Regions from separate parts of the Homo sapiens genome. Here all the other regions are linked to region 1. The links are chromatin loops, found by intact Hi-C in ENCODE. Cell type or tissue: A673. All regions are shown on one strand.

Evidence for each region. Peaks named below come from ENCODE experiments on the same cell type or tissue, not always from the same donor. Only the 100,000 strongest peaks of a DNase experiment are listed, where the experiment ranks them.
Region 2: it touches region 1 in a loop (2.3-fold over the local background); 3 of 110 quality-filtered maps call a loop at or near these places.
Region 3: it touches region 1 in a loop (3-fold over the local background); 14 of 110 quality-filtered maps call a loop at or near these places.
Region 4: a loop joins it to region 1, with 3 times the contacts of the local background. A loop is called at or near these places in 4 of 110 quality-filtered maps.
Region 5: it touches region 1 in a loop (8-fold over the local background); 59 of 110 quality-filtered maps call a loop at or near these places.
Region 6: it touches region 1 in a loop (3-fold over the local background); 27 of 110 quality-filtered maps call a loop at or near these places.
Region 7: a loop joins it to region 1, with 7 times the contacts of the local background. A loop is called at or near these places in 6 of 110 quality-filtered maps.

What each region holds. Positions count from the first base shown.
Region 1 is chr21:36,419,907-36,423,906 of GRCh38, forward strand. No RefSeq gene overlaps it. Among named protein-coding and RNA genes, the nearest start is that of CLDN14-AS1, 8.4 kb to the right of the region's middle. In A673, CTCF peaks have their summits at 206 (motif pointing right) and 2,493 (motif pointing right); DNase peaks (open chromatin) are centred at 235 and 2,545; H3K27ac peaks cover 2,754 bases.
Region 2 is chr21:36,853,103-36,857,102 of GRCh38, forward strand. The region is part of intron 6 of HLCS (holocarboxylase synthetase); the gene reads right to left. Among named protein-coding and RNA genes, the nearest start is that of HLCS-AS1, 110 kb to the right of the region's middle. RefSeq lists an enhancer at 1,427-1,721. In A673, CTCF peaks have their summits at 1,542 (motif pointing left) and 1,741; a DNase peak (open chromatin) is centred at 1,529.
Region 3 is chr21:36,485,958-36,489,957 of GRCh38, forward strand. The region is part of intron 2 of CLDN14-AS1 (CLDN14 antisense RNA 1); the gene reads left to right. It also overlaps a transcript of CLDN14 not described here and the pseudogene PSMD4P1. Among named protein-coding and RNA genes, the nearest start is that of CLDN14, 7.8 kb to the left of the region's middle. In A673, no CTCF peak of the experiment used is centred here; a DNase peak (open chromatin) is centred at 2,164; H3K27ac peaks cover 3,857 bases.
Region 4 is chr21:36,712,283-36,716,282 of GRCh38, forward strand. It overlaps SIM2 (SIM bHLH transcription factor 2), which reads left to right. Exons shown (of 11, transcript NM_005069.6): 3 at 251-340. Among named protein-coding and RNA genes, the nearest start is that of SIM2, 15 kb to the left of the region's middle. In A673, no CTCF peak of the experiment used is centred here; a DNase peak (open chromatin) is centred at 1,689; H3K27ac peaks cover 3,277 bases.
Region 5 is chr21:36,925,595-36,929,594 of GRCh38, forward strand. All of the region lies in intron 5 of HLCS (holocarboxylase synthetase), which reads right to left. Among named protein-coding and RNA genes, the nearest start is that of HLCS-AS1, 39 kb to the right of the region's middle. RefSeq lists a silencer at 2,159-2,351. In A673, a CTCF peak has its summit at 2,222 (motif pointing left); a DNase peak (open chromatin) is centred at 2,257; H3K27ac peaks cover 703 bases.
Region 6 is chr21:36,587,955-36,591,954 of GRCh38, forward strand. No RefSeq gene overlaps it. Among named protein-coding and RNA genes, the nearest start is that of SIM2, 110 kb to the right of the region's middle. RefSeq lists a silencer at 1,502-1,561 and an enhancer at 1,692-1,741. In A673, CTCF peaks have their summits at 1,617 (motif pointing left) and 1,820; a DNase peak (open chromatin) is centred at 1,577; H3K27ac peaks cover 515 bases.
Region 7 is chr21:36,638,815-36,642,814 of GRCh38, forward strand. It overlaps LOC105369308 (a long non-coding RNA gene), which reads right to left. Exons shown (of 3, transcript NR_188246.1): 2 at 1-4,000. Among named protein-coding and RNA genes, the nearest start is that of SIM2, 58 kb to the right of the region's middle. In A673, a CTCF peak has its summit at 2,229 (motif pointing right); DNase peaks (open chromatin) are centred at 1,547 and 2,297; H3K4me3 peaks cover 773 bases; H3K27ac peaks cover 4,000 bases.

The sequences.
Region 1 (4,000 bases):
AGTCTCTACAGCTAGAAAACCTTGGACTTTGTTTGCTTTGGTAGGGGAGAGGGGTAAGAGAAAATGTAGGGGGGGGTCACCCACAGAGAAACGAGAGACTGAGTTAATGCAGCTGGAAGCTGAGCCAGATTGTACTTCCCTTGCCTGGCATATTGAAGTAACACACTTGTTTTCATGCACAAATTCTCAGTGGCCACTGGGGGTCACTGTCCCCACTGAATCCACTCAGCAGTCCTGCTTCCTTAGGCCTGAAGGTCCCATGTCTCCGCCCCACCTCCTCTAAGTGATCCGCGCCCCTGTCCGGTCTTGGGAACAGAGTGGCCTTAGATACCGGCTTCCGCCCCGATGGCCAGACCCAGAGTGGAACACTGTTGAGCAGACAGGGGTGGGAGAGGATGATGAAAGCAGTATGTGCATGGCCATGCCTTTGTTCATTCATTCATTCATTCATTCATTCATTCATTCAAGAAATGTCTATCAAATATCCTCTGGGTACCAGAGGACACCTCAGGAACAAACCAGACAAAAGCCACCACCCTCTTGGGGCCTACATCCTGGCTTGGGGAGACCAACATAAGTAAATACAGGGAAAACAGAGTGGTGAGGCGCCCTGGGAGAGCTGGGTTGGAGACTGGGTTGTAGCCTGGAGTGAGAAGGGCCGAGCCGAGAAGGTCGAGAGGCAACGCAAGAGAGAACGGAAAGTGATCGGATGGGGCGTTCTAGATTTTTCTAGGAGCAGGATATCCTTGTCATCTAGGGTACCCGGTGTGTTCTCTGGGCAGGCTGGGTGTTTTGGGGTCCCCCACTGCTTCCCCACTTGGCATGAATCCCCATTTTGTCTGGAGTTGCCCTGTTCGTCACCCGGCCTCCCTGTCACCCTCCCCTTGGGAGTCGACCCCACGCCTGCCTGTGCGCAGCCTCTGGGGATGCAGTTGGGTGGTCCTCCGTCTCTGGCCTGGCCCTTTTGTCCCAGATCGAAGGCAGAACCACGTGTCATCTAGCTGTTACCTTCCATGTCCTGCTTTTAGCAAATTCTGTGGTGGTTTTAAGCACTCAGTTGTGAGAGGTGGTGGTTGTGGAGGGCACTTTCTTCTGCTGGCCCCTGTACCTTATGTCCTGCCTTAGCGTAGACAAGGTCAGCATGGAGGGGAAAATATTTCCACTGATGTGGGTCCCCTGCAGAGAGGGCTGTTTTTCCCTCAAGTTTCAGTTCTGAGTGATGGCGTGAAGCAACAGGTGTTGCCCCTTTCAAAGAGTCTGTAACAAATTTGTAGCAATGATTATACAGAGGGGGTAATAGACTGGCCCTTTTTTCTTCTTTTGAGATAGGGGTTCATTGTTGCCCAGGCTGGAGTGCAGTGGTACCATCTTGGCTTACTGCAGCCTCCAGGGTCAAACAATCCTCCTGCCTCAGTCTCCCGAGTATCTGGGACTATAGGCATGCACCACCATGCTCATTTTTAAATTTTTTCTTTTGTAGATCTCATTCCTGGGGTCTCACTATGTTACCCAGGCTGGTTTTGAACTCCTGGCTTCAAGCGATCCTCCCACCTTAGCCTCCCAAGTGCTGGTATTTTTTTTTTTTTTTTTTTTTTTTTGAGATGGAGTCCCGCTCTGTTGCCCAGGCTGGAGTGCAGTGGCGTGATCTCGGCTCACTGCAACCTCCGCCCTCCGAGTTCAGGTGGTTCTCCTGCCTCAGCCTCCCAAGTACCTGGCGCCTGCCACCGTGCCTGGCTAATTTTTGTATTTTTAGTAGAGACGGGGTTTCACCATGTTGGTCAGGCTGGTCTCGAACTCCTTACCTTGTGATCCACCCGCCTTGGCCTCCCAAAGTGCTGGGATTACAGGCGTGAACCACCGTACCCGGCCAGCCTCTGTTTTCTTAATACCCAGAACAACCTGATGTCTCCTTCCGTCATCAAATATTATCTATAAAAGCCATTTCAAGTGTCATCACAGATTCTTTCTTTGAAATCACTCTGGTCTCTGTTCCTGGTCAGAGCCCTTGGTGAGTCTGTATAGTCTGGGATGAAGTGAGGGCTGGTGTCAGCCCCTCCTGCTCCAGGTCTTCTCTTCCCTCGAGTTCCTCCTTGTCTCCTCCGGCCCTCTGAGTCTGTGGAGCTGGCTGTGCTCAAAAGCAAAACAAAAGAACATCACCTCAAGCCTGGGCTTTGTCCAGATCCGGAGTCAGCCTCTGCAAGTGAGCCGGACACATGCAATTTCCAAAGCTCAGGAGACTCCAGGCCCTCAGCGTAGGGAACCCCCGATGGGGGAGATTGGGAAGTCTGGAAAATTTGAAGGGGAATGGAATACTTGGAGCTCAGCCATTTCATGACAAGCATCCATATTCCACGACCCAAGAGGCTGAGTGTTGGGGAAAAGTCACCCCCCATGCCGGTGTCATTCTGCTTTCACGTGACAGTTACAGGAAGGAGTAAATGCCCTGTGACTGCCGCCACCCCCAAAGCAAGGAACTCGGGTTCCTAACAGGCCGGGCACTTGCGGAAGCCACTAGGGGGCGGTATTGCTAATCCTTCTCTCCTACTTGCCCCAAAGAGTCCTGTCCCTGTCTCCTTCCCGGGCCCAGGTCTCTTGTCCCTGCTCTCTGTGGGGCTCTGCTGTTGGAAACTGCTGTGAATTCCCTGGCGGCCCCTTATCAGATAGGCAGCTGTTCCCGTGACTGTCCCATCCAGAGTCCGACCATGCCTCCAGGACTGACATGTCTGCTGGTTGTCGTTGACACCAGAGGCATTTGAGTTGTTTGTCCTTTTGATTTCCACAGAATCCTCGATATTCAAGGCCGCCTTAGACGTGGCCTGTCTCCTAATCCTTGATGTCACTGGGCCACTGCCCCGCCACATTGCCTGGCTGGCCAGGTGGCCTGCCCACCCCCTAGCAGCAGCTCTCTCCCCACGGCCCCTGCACCAGAGGTGCGTTTTGATCGCCTCCTTTCCACCCTGTTGGTGAGGGAGGGATTCCCACACTGGGGTTTCGGGATGGTCAAACACAGCATCCAACACGGGACACCTGAGGTGCACAGCTGTTTGCTAGTCGCATCACTCACAGCTTGGGAGGGGGAGTACTCCGTCCAGGCAGGGCCACACGGGGCAGCACTCGAGGGCAGAGTGAACCGCAGGGGTGGTGGGCAGCCGGCTTTGCAGTAACAAGAGGACGGGGTCCCCCTGGTTCCCACAGGAGGATGTGATGGGCTCATGTGACTAATTCCTGGGGTGGTTGGGAAGTGAAGCCTGCTGCTCAGGGATAAACAGGAGATGCGCCTGGGGCCATGATAAGGCCCGGCTGGAGAGTGGGGAGGGGAGCTTGCAGTTAAGCCATTCAAGGCCCTTCCAGTTTTAGAGGCCAGGCAGCACCTAATATTAGCGTTAGACCTTAAACCAGGCGGGTGGGTGGAAGGCTGGCAAGGGAGTTGTCCTTGTTGGTGGCAGGGGACCTTAGGCCAGCGAGCCAAGTGACTGTCAGCTTCTCCCCCAAGTTGGGGCTGCCGGAGTGTGTGGGATGGTGAGAAAGGGGGTGTGGGAGGTGAGAGTGGAAAACCATGGACTTTGGAGCTAGAAGAGGGGCTTAGTTCTGTCTTAAGCAATAAATTGCCGTGGGTCTTTGCACATTTCACTTCACCGACCTTGGCCTCCATTTTCCTCTCTGTAAAATGGGGATGCAGCATATGCCTGACGGTGTTTGAAAGGATTACCTGAGACAGGTAGCTTCCTCTTTTTTTTTTTTTGAGACGGAGTCTTGCTCTGTTGCCCAGGCTGGAGTGCGGTGGCTCGATCTCAGCTCACTGTAACCTCCACCTGCTGGGTTCAAGCAATTCTCCTGCCTCAGCCTCCCGAGTAGCTGGGATTACAGACGCATGCCACCATGCCTGGCTAATTTTTGTGTTTTTAGTAGAGACAGCCTTTCACCACATTGGCCAGGCTGGTCTCCAACTCCTGACCTCGTGATCTGCCCACCTCGGCCTCCCAAAGTGCCAGGATTACAG
Region 2 (4,000 bases), 430 kb after region 1:
ATGTCCTAAAATAGAGCCACCTTCAAACTGCAGTAAAACACCTTCCCAAGAGGGCACACAGGTACAAATGGTCTTAAGGGCAAAAAAATCCACAGAGCCTCACTCTCCCATATGTGCTTTCCTAAAACACGTTATTTCGGAGCGAGCTTGGAGTTCAGGCACACAAAGCTCTATCTTTAAACCTCTCCTTAAACAACTGCCTTTCTCCCATGTGACAAAGAAAGGGAGAGCACTCACCCTCCCTGGGTGTAACTATGGAAGGAAGTATCCTGGAAGCGTAAAAACCTCCATGGGGCAACAGACAGGTCATACAAAATTCTGATGACAGCAAAAAATGTGCAGATCAAGGTTTTTATAACAGTATGTTTAAAACATGGGATAAAATACAAGTTTTTTTAAGTATGTTATTGTATTGATGAGGTAGTATTAAAATTAACCATTTCAATTTTCTCAAATAGTTTTAAGTACAGCAGATTAAACTAAATGTCTTTAACTAAAGCACTAACAGGTATAATGATAACAATTTGGTAAGTCACAGTAAAGTCTCTTAACTATCCTTCAGATATTAATAAAGTGAATAACTCTAATAACCAGTAACAGATTCTTTCACAAATCAGGTGGGTTCCAGTTCTTTGCTTTCAACAAAACTGAAGGAGGACCTAACTGAGTTATTAAGTCAATAAAAATAATTACTGATGAGAGTGCAATATAATTTTTGGCATATAACTTGTAAACATTTCAAAAAAACTGAGTGGCAATGCTGTTTTTAAAAATTAATTCCATCCAAATGGAATTAACATTTGTTTTTGTTGTAGAAAAGCATCCTGGAGTGATTAATAAAAGACTTTTCAAGCATAAAAATGGGTTATATTAGTATATTGTTCTATGGGGAAGAATGGAAATATGAGTTCAAAAATATAAAATAACGATGTGAAATTTTGACTATTAAAAAAGAGTCTCATATAACTTTTAATGGATAATGGCAGGCATCAAATAGGTATGGCATTTAAATTCATTGGATAAATTTTAGAAAGACATGAGACTCTTTGAACGTCAATATTTGTCATATGTTAAAAATCACATCCTACAATTAAGCTTTTGATGAGAACTGTTAGATGTCAGCTTAAACACGTGTAAGGGGATTTACAGATTTTCAAAATTATTTTAGGGGTACACAACTAAGAACACTGAACAATCACTGCTATAATGGCACCCTATTACTCTACCACAGGAACAAAAGCTCCCGGGGTTCCCACCAGAGACAGGCACATCTGGGGCACGGGGAAGGACGCTTAGAGTGATGCTCATTTAAAAAGCTCATTTTAACAGGGAACAGTAAGACAAGCATCAAAAGGAAGTGCAGACTGTACAGATCCTTGGAGCTCTGCAGGGGGAGTGACTTCTTAGGCGCTGGTTTTCCTCCTGTTTATGAGAGTAGGACTAATAATTTGAGCAGTTCAAGGTGGGGAAAAGCTTAAGTACTGAGTGCACTGAGGAAGCAGAGGTCACAGGAAGGACCCCATAGCGAGGTCCTCTGTGGGTGCAGGACTGCCCCCTAGGGGACATTTCAGAACTCTATTTTTCTGGTTGTCATAATGACCAGAACGTAGTGCTCAGAGGGGCCAAGGATTCACGATGTCTTGCAACACACAAGGTCAGCCCTGGACAACAAGATTCTCCCACTATTAAAACAAATTTTTAATATTCCACTGGACACACATTTAGATGAAATACTTGTTCACAATGATCTGACTTGAGAATCTGATTCTATTTTTGCGGGTACACAGCAAGTACTTTCTGTACAGCGGTATTAAACTCTAAATATTCCAAAGATAGGACCACCATGTAAATCAAGGGGGAGTTGGGTAAAGTCCATACAAGCACAATCTGTTTCGCACTCTGAGACCAGATCATCTCAGGCTACACTATTCATAGTGTCCAGGCTGCCCAAGACCTTGCAGCCATCATATTCATGTTTTTTTTTTGTATAGGTGCATGTGTCTATTTCATCACATCTTCTTAACAGTCAGATATGAGCACATATTCCGATGCATATTATTTTCTTTAACTTTTTATTTCTATATTGGTTTTTAGAATTATCTGTATAGATCGTTTATATAATGTATAAATCCAACTTCAAGAAGTTGGCCACGCATGGTGGCTCACGCCTGTAATCCCAGCACTTTGGGAGGCCAAAGCGGGTGGATTGCCTGAGGTCAGGAGTTCGAGACCAGTCTTGTCAACATGGTGAAACCCTGTGTCTACTAAAAATAAAAAAAAAAAAAATTAGCTGGGCCTGATGATGTGTGCCTGTAATCCCAGCTACTCGGGAAGCTGAGGCAGGGGAACTGCTTGAACCAGGGAGATGGAGGTTGCAGTGAGCCGAGATCACACCACTGCACTCCAGCCTGGGCAACAGAGCAAGACTCCATCTAAAAAAAAAAAAAAAAAAAAAAAAAAGGTTAAAGGTGGCAGTACAAAATGTTTGTTTGTTTGTAGACAGGATCTCGCTCTATTGTCCAGGCTGGAAATGGCACAATCATGGCTAACTGCAACCTCTGCCTCCCAGGCTCAGGCGATACTCCCATCTCAGTCTCCCAAGTAGCTGGGACCACAGGTGCACGCCACCACACCTGGCTAATTTTTGTATTTTTTTGTAGAGATGGGGTTTTTCTGTGTTTCCCAGGCTGGTCTCAAACTCTTGAGCTCAAGTGATCTGCCCTCCTTGGCTTCCCAAAGTGCTGGGATTACAGGTGTAAGCTCACACACCTGGCCCAAAATATTTGTTATAAAAAGAGATATGGACATGCTACAACATGGGTGAATCTTGAAAATATTATGCTAGATCAAAGAAGCCAGAGGTGAAAGGCCGCATGTTATATGATTCCATAGCTATGAAATGTCCAGAACAGGCAAATCCATAGAAACAGAAAGTAGATGGTGACACCCAGGGCTGGTGGGTGGGGGGCAGGGGGAAGGGGAGTGACTGCTAATGGGTACAGGGTTTCTTTTTGGGGTGATTTTAAAAAGTTCTAAATTTGAGTGTGGTGATGACCATACAAGTGAGAATATAATTTTAAAAACCACCGAATTAATTGTATGCTTTAAGTGGTTGAATTGTATGGGATGTGGTTTATATTTCAAAAAGCTTTTTTAAAGTATTGGTCAAATTTGGTTGAAAAGCGCTACTCCAGACTTGCTCACATGGAAGAGAACTGGAGGGGAAAAAGGTAGGCCAGAACATCTAGGTGGGACCCCTACAGGGTTAAAACAGCTATGAAGTATCAGAACACTTCTGCTATTTAGACTGCGGAAGGCTTTCATTTTAAAGGACATACAAATGGCAATGAACATAGGTGAGACTTTCCAAAATAGAATCTATCTCAGATTGCAAATAAATACCACGGCTTCTATGGGTCGAAAAGACATAAATAACACACACCACCGCCAATAGTAGTCCTTTGAAACCCTCCAGACCCAATTAACACACTAAGAAAGCATAAAAACATAAACTGTTCTAGGAAGTATATCATCAGGTAAGGTAACACAGTCCCCCCAGCAACAAAAAGAAAAATAGAAGGAAGGAAAAAAAAATGAATGTCCAAATAGCACCCACCACCAATAATCACCTAGTTAAGAGAAAACCACATCTAGGGATCAAGTTCCCTCACCTCAAGTTATGAGGCGGGTATGAGCCAGTGCATGAAACAGCTAATGTATTCTGAAATCAGAAAACCAGAGCAAAGGAACTAAGATTTACTAGCACGTAAAACCACACACACACACAGACATACATACAAGGTAATTTCTCCAGGCAGCATCTTACTTTGATTACCTTAAATTAGTAATTTGCTAATGCAGGCAGTTCTCACTTTGCATGGTCCCACATTAACTGAAAGTCACGCATGTCCATTGCAAACAGTGTAAAGTGAGGACACTGTTCTGATATGCACAAATTTCAGTTTACATGGCGCCATGCAAAGCAATAAATGCCTCTACC
Region 3 (4,000 bases), 66 kb after region 1:
GCTCAGCTACCCTTTCCCTCCAGTCTCACTTCTTGTCTTCCTCCTTCTTGTCCTTCTTGCCATCCTTGGTGGCCTGGCAGGCCAGGGAGCCCACAGCGTTTCAAATGGCTTCATTGTTGGGATCCACACCTGGGAGGTTCTCCAGGACACTCTGAAGGAACTCAGGATCCTGCATCACGTCGTAATCATCCTCCTCCTTGGCTGGCTGGCAAGTGTCCATGGCTGAGCTGGCATCAATGTCTACTGATTCCGCCTGGCCAAACTCTGCTCCTGCAGGGACATCTTCATGACATAAGCAATCCCCTCTTCCTTAGGTCAGGAAGTCCGGTATGGCCAAACTCTTGTTGGCTAATGGTCATCTTCAGCAGGACCTCGTCTGAGCCTTCAGTCCCAGTTGTAGCAATCCTGGCCTCAGCAGCAGAGGCTGCAGCTGCTCGTCTGGGCTCCTCATCCTGCCGCTGCTGCTGCTCCTCCATAGAAACCCGAGGGCCAAGGCCAGCTGAGGATCAGCACTGGGATCTACTCCAAATTCAAAGTCACTGGCACCGAGACCCAGCATGGCACCCCCTTCCCCAGCCAAAATCGGAGAACTGATGAGAGCATCAGCCAAGCTGGGCCCAGGAGGCACTGCCACCAGATGAGAACCGCTTCCATCTTTGCCATTCAACGTGTTTACAAAGGCTGTCAGCTTTTCTCTGTTCACCTCCTCTTCCCCCAAATTTATCATGTCAACATTTACTTTCTCCTTCTTGAGGAATTTAGCCAGTTTCACCAGATCCTTCTCATTGCCTTTGGGCTTCCCACGAAGGCAATGATATGCGTCTTGTGATTCTTGCCCCGTCAGCGCTTCAGAGCCAGATGGGCCATGTGGATGCCAGTGTAGAAGGTGATCTTGCCCTTGGGTTGGACGGTGTGTAGCTTGGACAGGATGCGGCCGGTGTCTAGAGTGAGTGTGGTCAGCACTTCACAGTCATTAGCCAGTGTGATGAGGGCCATGTTGTTCTCAGGGTTGCTGTGGATTTTGTTTAATTTTTTTTTTTTTTTTGAGACTGAGTCTTGCTCTGTCACCTAGGCTGGTGTGCAATGGCGCAATCTCAGCTCACTGCAACCTCTGCCTCTCGGGTTCAAGGGATTCTCCTGTCTCAGCCTCCCAAGTAGCTGGAACTACAGGCGCCTGCCACCACACCCGGCTAATTTTTGTATTTTTAGTAGGGACGGGGTTTTACCATGTTGGTCAGGCTGGTCTTGAACTCCTGACCTCATGGTCTGCCTGCCTCGGCCTCTCAAAGTGCTGGGATTACAGGCGTGAACCACTGCGCCCGGCCTGTTGTGGGTTTTGAATGACATACTATGTTGACAGCGTCTTGCTGGGCCTGCAGCTGGGTGGGGAAGAAGTCCTCATTCTGCACATACTCACTGTTGTCCACACACACCATAGCGCTTTCCAACACCATCCTGCCACCCTCCTCCCTCCCATTTCTTGAAATAATCCTTCATGTATAACTTAGGTTAATAGTGCCTCATAGTCTACTTAGAAAGAATCAGATAGAATTTTCTTTAGTAAGGAAATTTCCAAATAGAGAATAGAAAAGTTAATTGATGGCAATGTATTTAATAGCGAGGATCAGTGAGGAAATGAATTAAAGAGGTTCCTTTTACACTTTTCTTCTCTGAAGCTAGGTACACCTTAGTTCATGTTGCAGCTTCTTTGGTGCTGTCAGATCATAGTTGGTATGAAATGGGAAGTTTCTGAAAGTCAGATGACACATTTGTGAAATGCAACCTCACTGTTATCTACCCGGCACCCATCATTTAGCTGACAACAATCTCAGCAACAGGCATTTCAATGTGGTCCTGCGTTTGCTAATTGCTGGTGTGTACTCAGGACACCGGAAGATTTAACCTTTTGGATGAGACAGATACCAGTAACTTCCCAGCTGAGCTTCCCAGGAATGAACTGATGAGAAGTGACATCCAAAAAACTGTCTCTTAAAATATAAAGAGATCAAAAGCATGAAGTAGAGACTCAAACAGGTGTGTGCACACTCACCTTCATAGCAGCATTATTTGCAATAGTCAAAAGGTGGCAGCAGGCCAGGCGTGCACTGAGAGACGAATGGATAAACAAAATATGCTGTAACCACACAATGCAACATCCAGCCAGAAAAAGGAAGTTCTGACACATGCTCCAACACGGCTGAACCTTGAGGATGTTATGTTAAGTGAAATATGCCCATTGCAAAAAGACAAATACTGTGATTCCCCTTCCTTCCTTCCTTCCTTCCTTCCTTCCTTCCTTCCTTCCTTCCTTCCTTCCCTCTCTCTTTCTTTTTGAGACAGAGTCTCACTCTGTTGCCAGGCTGGAGTGCAGTGGCGGGATCTCAGTTCACTGCAACCTCTGCCTCCTGGGTTCAAGCGATTCTCCTGCCTCAGCCTCCCGAGTAGCTGGGATTACAGGCACGTGCCGCCATGCCCAGCTAATTTTTGTATTTTTAGTAGAGACGGGGTTTCACCATGTTGGCCAGGATGATCTCAATCCCTTGATCTCGTGATCCACCCTCCTCGGCCTCCCAAAGTGCTGGGATTACAGGTGTGAGCCACCGCGCCCGGCCTGTGATTCCACTTTTATGAGATACCTAGTATAGTCAAATTAATAGAGACAGAAGGTAGAATTGCGGGTGCCAGGGGCTGAGGGCGGGGGGGTGGGGAGTTACAGTTTAATGGGTACAGACTTTCAGTCTGGGAGGAGGAGAAAGCTCCGGAGAGGGATGGTGGTGGATGGCTGCATGATATGCGTGTACTTAATGTCACAGAACTATGTACTTCAAATGGCTGAAATAGCACATTTTACGTTATGTGTGTTTTACTACAATAAAAAATACAGAAAGAGGCCGCGCACAGTGGCTCACGCCTCTAATCCCAGCACTTTGGGAGGCTGAGGTGGGCAGATCACCTGAGGTCAGGAGTTCAAGACTAGCCTGGCCAACACGGTGAATACAAAAATTAGCTGGGTGTGGTGGCATGCATCTGCGATCCCAGCTACTCAGGAGGCTGAGGCAGGAGAATCACTTGAACCTGAGAGGTGGAAGTTGCAATAAGTCGAGATCAAGCCACTGCACTCCAGCCTGGGCAACAGAGTGAGTGAGAGTCTGTCTCAAAGAAAAAAAAAAAAAAATATATATATATATATATATATATATGGAGAGAGAGAGAGAGAGAAAGAGAATGGGGGGCGGGAGAGAGAGAGAGAAAGAGAGAGAGAGAGAGAGAGAACATCCAAAACTGATATTAGCCATTCTGAATTGGACTGTCCCATCAAATGTGGTCTTGCAGCTGTCCACTTGTTTAGGAGTAAGGAGTTTTATTGGAATGAATGTTCTCAGATATTAATCAACACAGTACCTCCCTCCCTTCTCAGTTCCAGCTGATGCTGAGACACCAATGGCAAATCTTGATCCATGCCCACCCCAGGAGGATGAGCGACAGTCAGGATTTTGGGCCACAACACATGCAGCTTCCTGCAGTGTCCTCTTCTCCAGGGTGTGCTGTGGGAAGGCCTCACCAGCTTGGGCAGGGGCTCAGCTCTCACGGGACGAGGCAGCTGAGTAGCTGATGGCAGGGCCTGGTGGGGGGCCGGGGACGACGGCAGAGTCATCCACTGCCACTCTGGACAAAGGCCAAACCTGTCCTGGATGCCACCTAGTTGCTGCCCTCTTAACCTGACCCTCTGGCCTGCCTCAGACCTTATAATTTCCTAAGCACGTCTGCATAGACTGTTATTTAGTCTTGCCAATGACCGCGAGGGAGCTGTTATCACTGCCAGGCATCATGTCCAGTCCTCACGGCTGGCCATAAGAAGATCCGGGCCTCACCTGGGCCTCCCATCCAAGCCCCAAGTTCTTTCCTCCCCCAGTAGCCAGCCAGAGCCACCAACCCTCCCTCAAGCCATGAGAGGAAGCAGCTGTGATGAGCACTGAGCCCTCAACCAGGAGCCGTTGAA
Region 4 (4,000 bases), 290 kb after region 1:
TTTTTGTGATGTGGATGTATGATTGTTTCTAAAGTGCTTTAAAAGCATTTCAGAGCCTGGCCTGGGAACTAAACCCTGGGTGCTGTTTCCTACAGTCCTTTTTAAGACCCTGGGCTTCATTTTTGCATTTAGCAAGTATGTGTTGATGGTCATATTTGATGCATCCCTCCATCCCAGTGACTGTACCATTGTTAGATTTAACTCTAATGTAGAATGATCATCTCTTATTCTGACACTTTATCTTTTACAGACTTTGGATGGATTTGTTTTTGTGGTAGCATCTGATGGCAAAATCATGTATATATCCGAGACCGCTTCTGTCCATTTAGGCTTATCCCAGGTGGGTATTGCCTAATTTTATGTGCAACCAAAATATTAAACGAAGTGACAGCAGATTTTGACAGCCTCACCCAACTTGAAAATGAGTCTGTTTAAGTGTTTGCTTTTGTGTAAGAACATAACCCTAAATTGCAAAATCCTCTTCTCAGGACATCCTGCAGGGGTTTTCTTCTCCATATTACGTTTTACTTTTTTACTTTCTTTTTCCCTTGGGGTTTCATGACCAGTGTGTCTTCACCCCGTCAGCCTTGTTCCGAGATTCTGCCAAAACCCGGACTATCTGCTTATGTAGTAATGCTAGATGCCCTGAAAAGAGCTCCACAAAGGGACATGTTTCAGTCCACACTTGCTGGTCTGCACGTTACGGTATTATGAGTTGCTATAAAGCAAGAGGTAAGCTGATGTGGAACATGGATTTTATGCAGAATGTTCTTTGGGGAGAGAGAATGGGGAGGGGTAGATTTATGAGTGTTCGCATGGAATTCGGGGTCATTTTTCCTGACTTTTTCCAGTTCAGTGGTCGTTTCAGCAAAGCATTTTATATGCTTGTGATAGAAACTCATAAAACTCAGTTTACTACTGTTTTGAACAGCAAGGTTTCTTTAGAACATCTGAATATTACCAATTTTTCTGGAAAGATGGAATCATCTTCTTAAAAAAGTCCACCGTTTCCTTAGAGGAAAGAGGGGGACTCAGCTTTGTCTCTCCCTGGCAAGCCAAGGGTTTGATGGGGGATTTGGGGGCTCCCTGGGCCCATTGAATGTCTGAAAGGGGATAGTGTAACTGATCATTCTCATTCACATGCCTGACTTAACAAATGTGGATCATGATTTTAAAAGTCACATTTTAAACTACATATAGGGACTAAATATTTCTTCACATTGTGTACTATCAGAGTGATTTTTCACCGTGACTGAAGACACACTAGAATTAATGATAGATACAGAGGATGGGTTCCAGAGAGGCCCATATTGAATTTGAATTACACCTGCCTCCTAATGTAGTTAAGCCAAAATAAAACATGCCGATTAATGTGGCTTCAGTTTGCTCATTGAAAAACAAAATGACCACATTTGGCAAACTGCATCTGGTGTATTCCTTTTATTTTTCTGCCAATACTTTTTTTTATAAGCTTGCTATTTATTTACATCCTTCTCTTCTGATGTATGGATATCCTTATCCAGATCCACATGGGTTTATGTAACTCTGTGTTTCTCAGGCAAAACCCTTTAAAATGAATTACATATTAAAATGATATGGAAGTTTTTCTCTTCCTCTTCTCTGCTTTTATCAAACCAAGTCTCCCAAATACAGTTTACTAAGGCTTGGCACTTGTGCCTATGTGACTCGTGGGATTAGTGTACTTGTAGAATGGGAACTACTGTTGGGAACAGGAAATTTACTATTTTCCATAATTATTAGGTTGATGCAAAAGTAAATGCGGTCTTTCCATTACTTTTAATGGCAATGACCGCAATTACCTTTGCACCAACCTACTATTATTATTCTCTGAATTTTTATCTTGCCCTATTTAGAATCATGCAGGGCCCTTAAGTTGTACCCAGACTAGTTTCTACTTCTGACTTGGCCCAATTACTTACCTTTTTTAGTCATTTAGAAAACCTTTCATAGTCTTACAGTAATGTCACAAACACAACAAAACATTTCACACACTTTTAAAGATGACTGATCAAAAATCTTTTAAAATAGGTAAAGTCACTGTTATCAAATATTAAATTTAGATCTGAGCTCCCTAGCAGTCAAAGCAAAAAGGGAAATGTATTCAGTTATAGAGTTTTTATTGTCTGATAGGGCAGGTTCTTTAACCTACTTGAACCATGTAACTTAAATAGTAAAATCATGCCTGCTCTATCTGTCTTTAAGGATCGTGGTGAGAAAGGGATCAAAATGCCTATTTCATGTGATTTACAAACTACAGGGGGCAACACAAAATCCAGGCATACCCACAGTTTCATTTGAGCAAACTTGCTTTCAGTAGAGTCCTTTGGGGGCTCCTATTAGGGCTGCTTGGTCATTTGGAATGTCCTGGCCCATCAGGAGGTACTGTGCACATCCCAAGAGATCCGGTGCATTCAGTCAGGCCGTCCAAGTTAGCCTCTCTGTGTTATTTTTCTCTTTTTATGTGGAAAATAGAATTGATTGATTATAAACACAATAATTAAGAAGGACCAAAATATTGGATAGGTGACAAATCTGCCTCCGGTTCGTGATCGGCTCCACGGAAGGAAATCCAGGCAGCCTCACAAGTTGAAGTACTCTATTTCCTCATGATCATAATGCAGCAGGAAAACTTTGCATCATAATTTTGAGAGAGGAGAGGGGTTAGGCACTACCATTTTCTAAGAAAGTTGTAGAGATACATACATTGTCTCTTTCTCTCCAGTAGAAGTGATAGTTTCTAAAAAGATAAGTCAAACTGATCATTTGCATAGAGCAACTGATTTTTTCTGATTTCTCTGCGGGGCTGTGTTAGCATCAGTTCACAGCTACAAAAACACTTTAGTGCCAAGTGCCCTCTTTGTCGGTGTCTAGGGAGCGTTCCACGGTGAACTGTTTAAATAAGCAACAACTTTTCTCTCAAATCTTCCCCCTGTTCATGATTAACTCCATAGAAGGAAATCTAGGCAGAATCACAATGTGTATTTTTTTCTGTCTTCTTTACTTAAATAGTAAAATAAAGTATTGAATAGGATGTCAAATACCCAACTGGTCTTTTAAACATTTTTGCACCTTTTAGATTATTTTTTAAAAGTCAGGCAAATGTATCAAGCATGAGACCTTTATTAAAATGGGCTTAAACATTTTTTTTAAGTCATGAGAGATAAAAGTGTTAATAAAATTTTACCCAGTAGTCAGAGTAACCTTTTAAAAAGAATTTCTGATGAATAACGATAGTAGTAATAGCTGATACATGCTGCTCTTTTGTGTTCCAAAAACTTTCAATTACCTTCAATGACATTATCTTATTAAGTAAAGATGTCTTTCATGTTGATTCAGTGTTAAACTTTATGTTAAAAGATCATAGAGAATGTAAGCCCCTAGATCTGCTATAATTGTGTGGAAATTCACTACAAAGTGATTTTTTGTTTTGTTTTGTTTTTGGTCTAACCTCTACTAAATGACTATCCAAATTCTTTATTTGAGGGTATGGAAATGATTCTTTATGGGTTATAAGCCCATCCCCATTCCAAGTCTTTTATTAAGCCTTATTTGAACAAGTGTTGAAATAAATCTGCTTCGTATGGCAGAGCTAAAATTTTAGTTTTTTTTTTGTTTACACTAGTAAACAAGTGATTGTTGCTGCCAAACTTTGGTACTAAAACAATGACAGAGACAACCATAAAATGCCAGTTGTCTCCTCAGCCCAGGGTCCAAGTGTTAGGCAGTAGAGAGGCAGGCTTTCAGCCTGAAAACTCCCGTTGGTGGGCACACTCGCACACGTGTCCACACACAAAGCATCTAGACAAGTTTCTATCTACGTGGATGAGGTAGAGTTGGGGCAGCAATGTTTTTCCATGCGTGTTTACTAAATGATTTAGTTCCATGTGCTGTTTTGGTTAATGCAATTATTTTACTTTTATTTAGGGAGGAGGAAGAAAAATCCCCGTGTAAAAATGTAGCTGCTGTATACATTTTTAAG
Region 5 (4,000 bases), 510 kb after region 1:
CTGGGGGGACCAAAAGGGGTCCACTGGCAGGCAACTCTGCAGGGGTGGAGGGTGGGGGGCTGGCTCTGCCCCACACACAGATTCAGGTCCCAGCCGGTCCTAACCCGCCAGCTGCCCCTCCCAGTGAGACCCTGCAGAGCGTGGCAGCCTGTGCTTTCTTTCTGCCATTGCTCTGGCAGAGATAAAAAGGAAAATGGAACCCAGAGAAACAGAAACAAGGCAGCTAGCTTCTCAACTGGGAAAGAATTACATTTTCTCTAGAACATCAGATTCGATAGAAAATAAAATCTATTAAAATGTTTCTATAAAATATAAAAGAATTATGTTTTTTCTGGTGTTCTGTAAGGGAAAGGATTATGTTTCTTCTATAAAATCAGTGTTTCTCAAAAACATTCATGTCCCAGCACAGTAAAGATGTATTGCTGCTGACTGCCTGTCACCCACTGGTGGCGGGAAGATGTGGTGGCCACCAGGTGATCGCACCCCGGACACCCCACAGTGAGCCATGTGGTGTATCAGTCTCTCACCCACCAACATCTGCAGAGAGGAAGCCATGGAGAGGTCCCCATATATATGGTCTTGGAGAAACAGTTCAAAGGGCTCTGCCAAGAAACTGGAACATCCAAGCAGGGGTAGGGCACCCAGGGGTACCTTCCACCCACAGAAGCAAAGGGACAGCTTCAGCTCGGAGGCCCCCACACACCAACTCAGAGCTCACAGTTAACCCTGGAAGTCACAGCTGCCACAGGCCATGAACAAGAGTCACGTGTTTTACTATCAGAGCGAACCCTTTCTAAATAATATGTCAAATATTAATATTAACCAAAGTATCAACACCTATGAGATTCCCTGCCTTTTAACATTCAAGTGTGACCATGTGTGAGATGCCTTCAAAGTCCAATGACACGCAGTCATTTGTTTTTAGTTTTTAATAACTAATTTGGCTCATTATAAAATAACTCATAACAAATAACCAATTTGGCTCATTATAAAATAACTAATAACTAATTTGGCTTATTATATATATAATCATTATAGAAAATTTGGAAAATACAGAGAAAGTTTTAAAAGATTATTAAAATCACCCTTAAGCACTCCACCACAAATAAGTCCCATATATACCAGATTTCCTTCCAGTCTTGTTTCCTTTTTTTTTTTTTTTTTTTGAGACAGGGTCTCACTCTGTTGCCCAGGCTGGAGTGCAGTGGCACAATCATAGCTCACTACAGCCTCAACCTCCCTGGCTCAGGCAATCCTCCTGCCTCAGCCTCCCGAGTAGCTAGGACTACAGGTATGCGCCACCATGCCTGGCTAATTTTTGTATCTTCTGTAAAGAATACGAAATTCTGCCAGGTTGCCCAGGCTGGTCTCGAATTCCTGGGCTTGAGCGATCCACCTGCCTCAGCCTCCCAAGGCATTGGGATTACAGGCTTGAGCCACTGCACCTGGCCCAGTCTTCTTTCTACGGAGATAGGTGTGTGGTAAACGTGTGTTTGTGTGTTTGTTTTATGGTTTAACTTTTTGTCATTTTGCTGAGACCCAAATTTCAATCCTGCTCCTGGGAGGTTCAATTAAACGTGAAAGCCTTGGTCGGAGGAAGCCCAGCTCAGCCGCCCACAGCCTGCATCTCAGCCAAGCCCTGCTTCCTCTTGGTATCGTGCACAGTGACACTGATGGAGCCACACATGACTGGGTTTTATAGTGGGAATCACACGCTACCATGGTGTCTGGGTGTCGATGAAGGTCTCCGAGCACATCCTTCCCAAATGCCAAGGGCTGACCGTCGCTGAGGCGAGTGTTTTTTCTCTTTGGGTCTTGCTACTATTCTTTCCAGTTATATCACAGTAACGGAGAAGCACATAAATCTTCTGCGCTATTCGTCATAAAGAGCAAGTGTCAAGGCACCAAACTGTGTAAACACAGCTGGTACGCAGTAAAACTATTTAGATAACTAGCATATTTATTTTGTTCTTTCATATCCCATACTATAATAGTACCTAGGACACAGTAAACGTTGAATGAAAGATGAATATTATTAACTGGGACATTGAAATAATTTCTGCAGACCCAAAAGAAAGTGCCACCAATATAATGGAAAACTATAAAATTATACTATGTGAAACTGATATAGACAGAAAAAAATTAAATCTCTGAAGAACAACTTTATAGTTCTAGGGTCCTGTATGCGAGGCAGCCTAGCTCAGCAGCGACACCCTGTGGTGAGAGATCTTTGACTCCCAGCAACAGAGTGTCTTGCAGGGCACAGGAAGCAGAAAGCCAGCCCAGGCATCCAATCCCTAAGGCAGGCGATGAGCCAAATGGACAGGCAGGATTTAGCAGATGACTGGGTGCCAAGATCCTCTCCATGGAACTTAATTCCGTGAGGATGACTGAGATCTGTTAAGTAGGGATGCCAGAAAGAAAACCAAATACAAAGCACAAACCCAATTCCATTCCCAGTCTCTGTGGTCCAGATCTATAAATACTGACCCATAGCACAGTGACTAGATGCAGGAGGAATTCAGCTGCCTCCGGAAAGACCACCTCAGGCAGTGCATATCCACCTTCAAATTCATTTGCACTATAATCCTTTAGAGAACTTGTATTCCAAGAAAACATCATATAAAACCTTGACTTCTGCCATTTCCTTCTACAGCAGATTCAAGGACACCTAAGCAGAGTTAATAAACATTAAGAGGCCGGGAGCGCCATGCCTGTAATCCCAACACTTTGGAAAGCCAAGGCAGGCAGATTGCTTGAACTCGGGAGTTCAAGACCAGCCTGGGCAACATGGCGAAACCCTGTCTCTACAAAAAGTATTAAAAATTAGCCAGGCATGGTGATGCACACCTGTAGTCCCAGCTACTCGGGGGGCTGAGGTGGGAGGATCGCTTGAGCTTGGGAGGTGGAGGCTGCAGTGAGCCATGATTGCACCACTACACTCCAGCCTGGGCAACAGAGCAAGACCCTGCCTCAAAAACTAAAAATAAACATTAAGAAATGAGGATATGTACAACATACACGTACTCATTCCATTCCTTGGGCTCCCAAAGTAAAGCAGAATTCAGTCAGAAATAAGCAGCTGAGAGGAAAGTAGTCCACAGCACAGATATCCAAGAAAATCAACAAGGCCAAGTGGAGGGCCCGCAATGGGAAGTGAACATTTCTGAAAATAATTATTTTCCAAAGTTATTATGTAATAAGGGGCTTAGTAGGGAGTGTCCATGTATGTGTATACAGAGCAAATATTTGCTTTAATCATGTTCAAGCATTTCATTCCCAAAGTTTGTGAAAGGGGAAATCAATACTCCCTCAATTGATCAATGAACAGGTGAAAAAGTATCACCTCCCACTGCCCCAGGCTGTTTAAAAAACTGGAAGGACAAAAATGTGAAGCATCTGTTGTGTGCTTGAATATAAGCAGACACATGATACAAAGCCCTGACATGGGTATTTCAGGTTATACTCATCCTAAATACACCAGAAATGCCAAGAGTTCCAAACTTCCACTCACAAGAGAATAACCTGGGGCAGGGCCACTCTTCCTATCCACTACTCTGTCCAAGAGTCCGGAGGTCAAGTCCGAAGACCAGCATGATCAGAACTCCGAGAAAGGGCAGGGAGCTCTGCCAAGGGCAAGGCCAGGCCACCTCACTCCCGGACTTCCCCAGCTGGGAGCCTCAGAGCAGGCACTGGCTAAGGTAGCCAGCCCCAGCCCTCCATCCCCAGGAAAAGGCGACAGAGAAGGTCTAGGGGACTGGCAGTGCTCTCAGATTTTCTATCTGTCTTCTCCAAGTGAGCCCATCACACCCAGATAGCTCATAGCTCTGCTCTCCTCCAAAAACTAAGGGACACAGTGTAACACAAAAGAAAGTGCCTCCTTTTTAAAAAATGTTGGGATGAGAGGTATAATTTGTTTGTTTCAAGAGAAAGTAGGTAAGTTTAGTGTTTAAAGTCACCTAGACTATTGGGTGTTTGCAGAAACTACATGGTTATGTCA
Region 6 (4,000 bases), 170 kb after region 1:
CATCCCTGTGGGTGGTGAAGGGCCGGGAAGGCAAGTGTGCAGGACTGTGGGTGCTGGGCTTATCTGGAGGCATCTGCTGAGGGGAGGCCAGCACATGTTTCTTAAGAACAAGGGCACGCGTCTTATCCCCTTCTCTTCCTGGTGGGCCGGGCTCCTTGGTGCAAAGCAGCTCTTTTTTTTTTTTTTTTTTTTTTTTTTTTGAGATGGAGTTTCGCTCTTGTCACCCAGGCTGGAGAGCAGTGGCGTGATCTCGGCTCACTGCAACCTCTGCCTCCTGGGTTCCAGTGATTCTCCCGTCTCAGTCTCCCAAGTAGCTGGGATTACAGGCATGTGCCACCACGCCCAACTAATTTTGTATTTTTAGTAGAGACGGGTTTCTCCATGTTGGTCAGGCTGGTCTCAAACTCCCGACCTCAGGTGATCTGCCCCCCTCGGCCTCCCAAAGTGCTGCGATTTAAAACAGGTTTATTGGCAGGGCGCAATGGCTCATGCCTGTAATCCCAGCACTTTGGGAGGCTGAGGCGGGTGAATCACCTGAGGTCAGGAGTTTGAGACCAGCCTGGCCAACATGGCGAAACCCCATCTCTACTAAAAATACAAAAATTAGCCAGGCGTGGTGGTGCATGCCTGTAATCCCAGTTACTCGGGAAGCTGAGGCAGGAGAATCGCCTGAACCCAGGAGGCAGAGGTTGCAGTGAGCCGAGATCAAGCCATTGCATTCCAGCCTGGGCAACAGAGCTAGACTCCTGTCTAAAAACAAAACAAAACGAAAAACCCAAAAATCATAAAACAGGTTTCTTTCCACGTTCCTGATAGTTTCTGGCTTCTGCAGCCACACAGACCTTCACCACTTTCTAAGCCTGCATTTGCTGACCATCCCCACATCCTAAACCAAGCCCTCTGACCTCAGTTGTTCCTGCGAGGATGCCTTGTCCGGAGATGGCAGAGGTTCCCGCCACTGCTTTTCCGTGCCTGCCCTCCCGCCACTGCTTTTCCCAGCACACCCTGCCACCCCAGTGTGGAGGCTCCACTGACCATCACGGGGAGAGTTCTATCGGCACCTGCCTCCTGCCCCTGTGAGATGCGTCTTGGGGGAGTCATGTGGCCTCTTGACACCTCAATTGCCTCACTGGCAAGCTAGGGATAATAATGTCACCTCCTGAATCAGCGTGGGCATTCAGGAGCTACTGAGTGTGTAAAACCCTGCAAAAGGCAGAGGCCACTCCCATGCCAGAAACAGTCTCCACGTCTCCTTCTACAGACCCCTCCTCCGAGTCCCCTTGGTCCCCAAGGACAGCACCAGCCATCCTGTCTCCATGGCCTTTGTGTTATCAGTAGGGCTGCCAGACGAAACACAAGACACCCAGTTAAATTTAAATTTCAGATAAACAACAAATAATATTGAGTATAAACATGTCCCGTGCAATATTTTCATTTGCTATATCTAGTGACCTGAATCTAATGAGAGGGCACGTTTCACAGGGCTGGACACCATGTGTGTTTCATCTGTGCTCCCCGACCCTCCCTCCTCCCTCCCCAGCCTGGCACACTGCCGGGCACATGGCCTCAGTATCCAATAGGCCGGCGGTTCTCAGCAGGGTCAGGACTGCCCCCTAGGGGCTATTTTGGAAATTCGAGGAAGCCTTTGTGATTGGCAGGATTACAGTGGGGGACTTCCTGGCCTTGAGGGGACAGGAGCCAGGGGTGCTCCAGGACCTGCCAGAATTGTCCTCTCTGTAGAGAGTTGTCCTTTACCCCACACACCATTCAGGTAAATGACAAACCCGCTTAGGACCGTCTGAGCCTGGAAACTCACTCCATAGGAACATAAAGTGGATTTTGTGCTGTATTTCCAGGAATGCAACTACTGTACTTTGTTTTAGTCTCATGACAAATTGCATCTGTGGTTTTGAGGCCTCGGTATATTACACCTGCATCAGCCCCTCTTTGTGGCTGTGGATTCCTTCAATTGCCTCTTTCTGATGGCTTCATTGTGTCTTCTAGTGTAGATAGAGTGAGTGCTCAAGCACATTAGGCATTGAATATATTTTACTTTATTACAACCCTCCACTTTCCTTGTATTTCCTTCATATTGCACTTAATATATTATGTGTACTTAATGCATGTCTCTCATTTCAGATTCTGTGTCGTGATAGGTATATGTAACAGGAATCTGCACTATCGTCTGTGGTTTTTGTTTCAGGATGGTAAAAAGGCTGTTATAAAAGATTTGTTATGAAAGGGGTCACCCCTAGAACAGTTCTGTGTCTTGATCATAGTGGCGGTTACATGAATTTTAACATGTGATAAAAAGACTTAGAACGATTGCATACACATTGTGCCAATGCCAAGTTTCTCATTTTGCTACTGGACCACTGTTACAGAAGATGGAGCCATCAGGGTAAACTGAGGAAAAGATACACAGGAGCTCTTTGATTATCTTGGCAGCTTCTCTTGCATCGAGCATGATTTCAATATTTAAAAAAAGATTTTTTTGGTGCTTATTTATTTATTTATGTGAGACAGAGTCTTGCTCTGTTGCCCAGGCTGGAGTGCAGACATGATCTCAGCTCACTGCAACCTCCGCCTCCCGGGTTCAAGCAATTCCCCTGCCTCAGCCTCCCAAGTAGCTGGGATTACAGGCCCCCGCCACCATGCCTGGCTAATTTTTGTATTTTTAGTAGAGACAAGGTTTTCCTATGTTGGCTAGGTTGGTCTCGAACTTCTGACCTCAAGTAGATCCACCTGCCTCGGCCTCCCAAAGTGCTGAGATTATAGGCTTGAGCCACCGTACCCAGCCCTGTTAATTTATTTATTTTTAACTTTTATTTTAGTTTCGGGAGTACGTGTGCAGGCTGGTTATATAGTTAAATTAGCATCACGGGTTTATTGCACAGATTATTTCACCACCCAGGTATTAAGCCCCGTACCCAGTAATTATCTTTTCTGCTCCTCTCCCTCCTCCCACCCTCCCCCTCAAGTCAGCCCCAGTGTGTGTTGTTCCCTTCTCTGTGCTCCTGAGTTCTCATCATTTAGATCCCACTTATAAATGAGAACATGCGGTATTTGGTTTTCCGTTCCTGTGTTAGTTTGCTAAGGATAACGGCGTCCAGCTCCATCCATTTCCCTGCAAAGAAAATGATCTCCTTCTTAAAAAAATTATCCTTTTAAGCGAGAGGAGTCACCAAGTCCTGACTTCAGGTTGAGAGCCACCCAAGAGGTGGATCCAAGGGTTTCTCTTCCAGCCTGCCGGCTAGTCCTGCTTTGTGTGGAGTTCCTCCTCAGGAGAGCTTGCCTACGGGAAGGTGCAAGCACCTGAGAGCTCCATCCACTTCCCAGCAGCAGAAACGGGGAGCCGGGCTGCTGCTTCCACTCCTATCTCCAGCCCTTGGTTGCTTGTCCTTTGGGGTAGCCAGACGCAGGCTCAAACCCCAGGTCGTATGGCAGGTGGCCTGGCCTTAGAAAGTCTAAATGAAGGCAGAGGGGCCTCGGCGGGTCACACCCCTCTGCACTGGCTGAGGCCCATCGCCCACCTGGCTCCCCTGCCAGCCCCCAGACCCCGGCCCCTACCCCTCACTTCTCACTGTCGGTGGGCTGCTTCCCTCACTTCTCCCTCCAAATCCACCTGCACACCTGGGCCACGTCCTCTGCAGAATAAGGGAGGCCTTGAATGTGAACTAATTTTATTTAGCATAAGCCCGGCTGCCCGGGTCTTCTGTGCACGTCTCCCAACTGGGATCTCTGGAATCTCTCTCTCCTGGCTGTCAGGTGCACCTGCCCACCAGGCCTCACAGCCCGCATCACTACAGATCCAGCCGGGGTGAGTCACCAACAGCAAAAAAAGGGGGTGGGAGGAGAATGCACGTGTACACACTTCAGAATTCGTGAAGCTCTCCTCCATTCCTGGCTCCGTGTCAGGCACCAAACAGACACATAATTCACAAGTTCTCCCATCTGCCCTGAAGGATTCAAGGTCAGACAGTAGAACTGGGGGGCCACT
Region 7 (4,000 bases), 220 kb after region 1:
GTGCAACCAAGAAATTCAAAACTGATCTACATGCCCTGTCCAGGTTGACCAGTTATCCCGCTAAACTAGTAACCACCAGAGACTGAGCCTGGAGTGGGGGCTCTATCTGTGCCTTGCTTAGTTCTTCATTTTGATTAAAAATACAAATGCCTATATTCTACCCCTAACCCCTTTACTGACTAATTCATGGGATCCATTTGACCGCTATTGATGTTTTCTCACTTATTAAAAAAAATAGTTTCAGTGTAATTATTCTGAGTTAAATACATTTGCCTCTTTTTATCCTAAAAATTGGAAGTTGAAGAATCCTTTTGTTGCCCTTAATGAGCTACCGTAGTAGCTTCCTAGGGCTGCAGTCACAAAGTATTGCAAACTGGCTGGCTTGAAATAACAGAAACCATTCTCTCACGGTTCTCGAGGCAGACATCCAAAATGAAGGTGTTGGCAGGACTGGTTCCCTCTTGGAGACTCAAAGGAAGAACTGGTTCCATGCCTCTCTTCTATCTTCTAATGGTTGCTCTTGGTTTGCAACTGCGTAACCCCAGTCTCCATCCCTGTTGTCACATGGCTGTTATCCCTCCGCATGTCTGTGCCTTTACATGGTGTCCTCCTCTGTATGTGTGTCTCTGTATCTATTTTCCTCTTCTTATAACTTCCATCTTAGTTACATCTGCAAAGACTCCATTTCCAAATAAGGTCACATTCACAAGTACCAGGAGTCCAGACTTGAACATATCTCTTGCAGGGACACAGCTCAACCCCCAATGCACAGTGTGCCTGTCAACTTCCATACACACTGGTTTGGTTCTATCCCAGGAAGTGGGGAGCCAGGGCTGAGAGACCAAAAATCCTAGATCCTGGTCCCAAGTTCTCAGCCCATGACTACGCATTACTGTTTCTAACAATGATATCAAAGGATCCTAAAGACTGGTTATATTGAAATACGCCAAAGACAACCTCTAACCCTGAGGCCCAGAAAGCCCCAGGAATCTAAGCTCTCAGTCTTGGACCCAACAGCAAGCCCTCTCTCAACTACTCTGATGGTCTCCTGGCCCCGACATCAGCATGTGTAGCCTCCTGCTGCCTGTCTGCAAAGCCGTCCCTGCACAATACACTCTTCTAAGCATCTCAGAGAGGACAGGATGTGGCTTTGCATGGTAGTTGGAAATGATCAAGAAAATATATATTTACCAAAATCTGAGCTGAAATTAGGATATCCGGATGCTGAGTGTTAATGAGCAGCGTGTCGGTGTTTAACAACCGGGGCCACAGGCCATCAGTTTCACAGGACTCATTTGAATAATGCTTCCAACTGTACAGACAGTGCAGGGAAAGCAGTACACAGATTGGCTTATCAGGAAACACATAAAGGAAAGGAGGAGGGGGAAAAAAACCCCATGGGATCCTGCAGGCTAAAAAAAAAAATGCTAAAAGGAAAAATAAATGTACATGTGTACCTCTTAAGTCTCACAAATCTGCAGGGATTTGTAACTCAGGAAAACCCTGAAGTGAAACACAAATCAAAAAGGGACCAAGGGCCATAATCCACATTCCTAAATTAGTTGTCTTTTCCGGTAATGAAAAAAGAATCAGACTGTAAGTATACAATATCTCTCCCTGTCATTGCCGCTTCTTTCATTGCTTTCTTAAAATATTACAAAGCAAACAAATCCTGCATTCTAATCCATTATAAACCAGTTCCATATCTAATCAACTTGAAGCCAAAGCCATCTGAGCAGTGCAAACATTTTTTAAAAGAGTCATTCTAAGATAAGCAAAACAGGAAATTGGAGGTTGACGATGATGAAACTGATATCCAAATGGTAATCTGAGCAGTAAAGTCACTAAACCCTTCCTGCACCATAAACAGAGTTTCTTGGGATGTGTTTCATTCGCTTTCCCTGGCGATTTGGCAGTAGGTTGTACCAGTTAGTACAAATCATCATCTTTCTCTTCCTTACCCCATGTCGGCAGACCGCGGCCAGGATGCGGGATCCCAGGGCGCCAGGCGCTCCCATCTGCTCTGCTGAACAATGTGTGGTCCACCCTTTATCCAAGCTGCAGAGGGGAAGGGCAGATGGAGCCACCTTGCCTTCTAAGTGACTTCAGCAAAAGCACATCTGTCCTCCAGGGCAGGTTCTCGACCCCAGCACTATTCACATTTTTAGCTGGATCGCTTTTCGTCGTCGGAGGCTGTCTTGTTCGTGGTGGGTTGTTTAGCCGCACCCCTAGCTTCTACCCACTAGATGCCAGTAGCACCCCTCCCAGATATGACCATCAAAAAATGTCTCTGAACATTGCCAAATGTCCCTGGGAGTGGGAGGCACAATCACCCCCTGTTGAGAACCACTTAGAAAGAACTTTTGCTGGGAAGAGCTCAGAGCATGCATTTAAACAGTGTTCGGTGTTCTCGCATTAGCCTTTCCCAAGGGAATTAGTTACTAACTGAATGTCACCTTCTCCACGAGACTTCCCCTGAGCACCCTATTTATGCTCACTCACTATTTTCATTACTTATCATGTTAACTGTTTAATATTCTGCCTCCCCTGTTACACTATATGTAGTTCCAGGCACAGAGTAAATGTTCAAAAACATTTGTTGGCCAGGCAAGGTGGCTCATGCCTAGAATCCCAACACTTTGGGAGGCTGAGGTGGGAGGATCACTTGAGGCCATAAGTTAGAGACCAGCCTGGTCAACATAGTAAGATCCTGTCTCTACTGAAAGAAAAAAGAAAAAAATAGCCAAGCACAGGGGCATGTGCCTGTAGTCCTAGCTACTTGAGAGGCTGAGGCAGGAGGATTGCGTGAGCCCAGGAGTTAGAGGCTGCAGTGAGCTGTGATCATGCCATTGCACTGTAGCCTGGGCAACAGAGCAGGATCCTATCTTTAAAAAAAGAATTAAAATAAATTTTAAAACATTTACTTATTTGACAAATAAATGGAAAGAAACCAAACTTCACATAGTATAAACAAAGAAGAAATGAGTTGCCCATCTAACTAGGGTGATGTGGTGAGGAGGACCCAGGGCTCCTGGACTCAGTGCCACAGCCACGGTGCCAACAATGAATTCAATGACACCTGCTTGTCAGGGCTGTTGGGGGTTAAATAGGGTCGTGTGTGTATGTGCCTAACACGCAGCGCATGTGTGGGTGCTCCGGCCTGCCCCGCCTTCCCTACCTCTTTTCTGATGCAGCATCCTCAGCTCTTCCCCAGGGTGCTCCCTGCCTGTGGACTCCTGGGGCCCAGGCCAGACCCTGCCTGCAGATGATTTGAGGACCCGTGTCTTTAGCAGCCTGTTTGGTCTGAGGCCTGGGTCCATGGTGGCAGACCACTTGCCAGACCAACCCCTTGGCTGCCTGGCCTGTGAACTCCAGCCGCCCCACCTCTGGCCAGCACCCTGGGCCCATGCACAGTTCGACCTGGGCGAAGCTCTGTCTGCCACCTGGGACCCCCAAAGGTGCCACCTTGCCTGAGCCAGGCACTCCCTGCTCTCCTAAAGTCACTCAATCTTAGGAAATGTCTGTTGTCCAATCTGGCACACTCCATGCTGTGGGTGCTCACACTTCTTAGACGTAGTGCTCCACTGGGTGTGCTCTGTTCTTGGGGTAAAGCTAAGTCCTTGTGGCTTTAGACCAGAGAAGTTTCTTTCTGTCTTACAGGGAGTTCCAAGTAGTGAGGGCTGCTCAGCTCCACACAGTCACTCAGAAACCCAAGTCCCTTTCCCGTGTAGCTCCCCCATCCCCATGGCTTTCTTGTTGTCTACGTGACTGAATTCACTTGCCTTCCCCTGCTTCCAGCCAGGGGAAGGGGAAAGAGTATGGAGGAGATGAGTCCTACACAGAGACATGAGTCCCATATCCAGAAACGGCACTTCCTTACATTCCCATGGGCAGGAATCTAGTCCCACGGCCACATCTCACTGCAAGAGAGGCCGCAAGGTGCAGGCAGAAGGGAGGGCAGGCAGAGGGGAGATGTGGGGTCCCTTCCCCACTCTTCTCC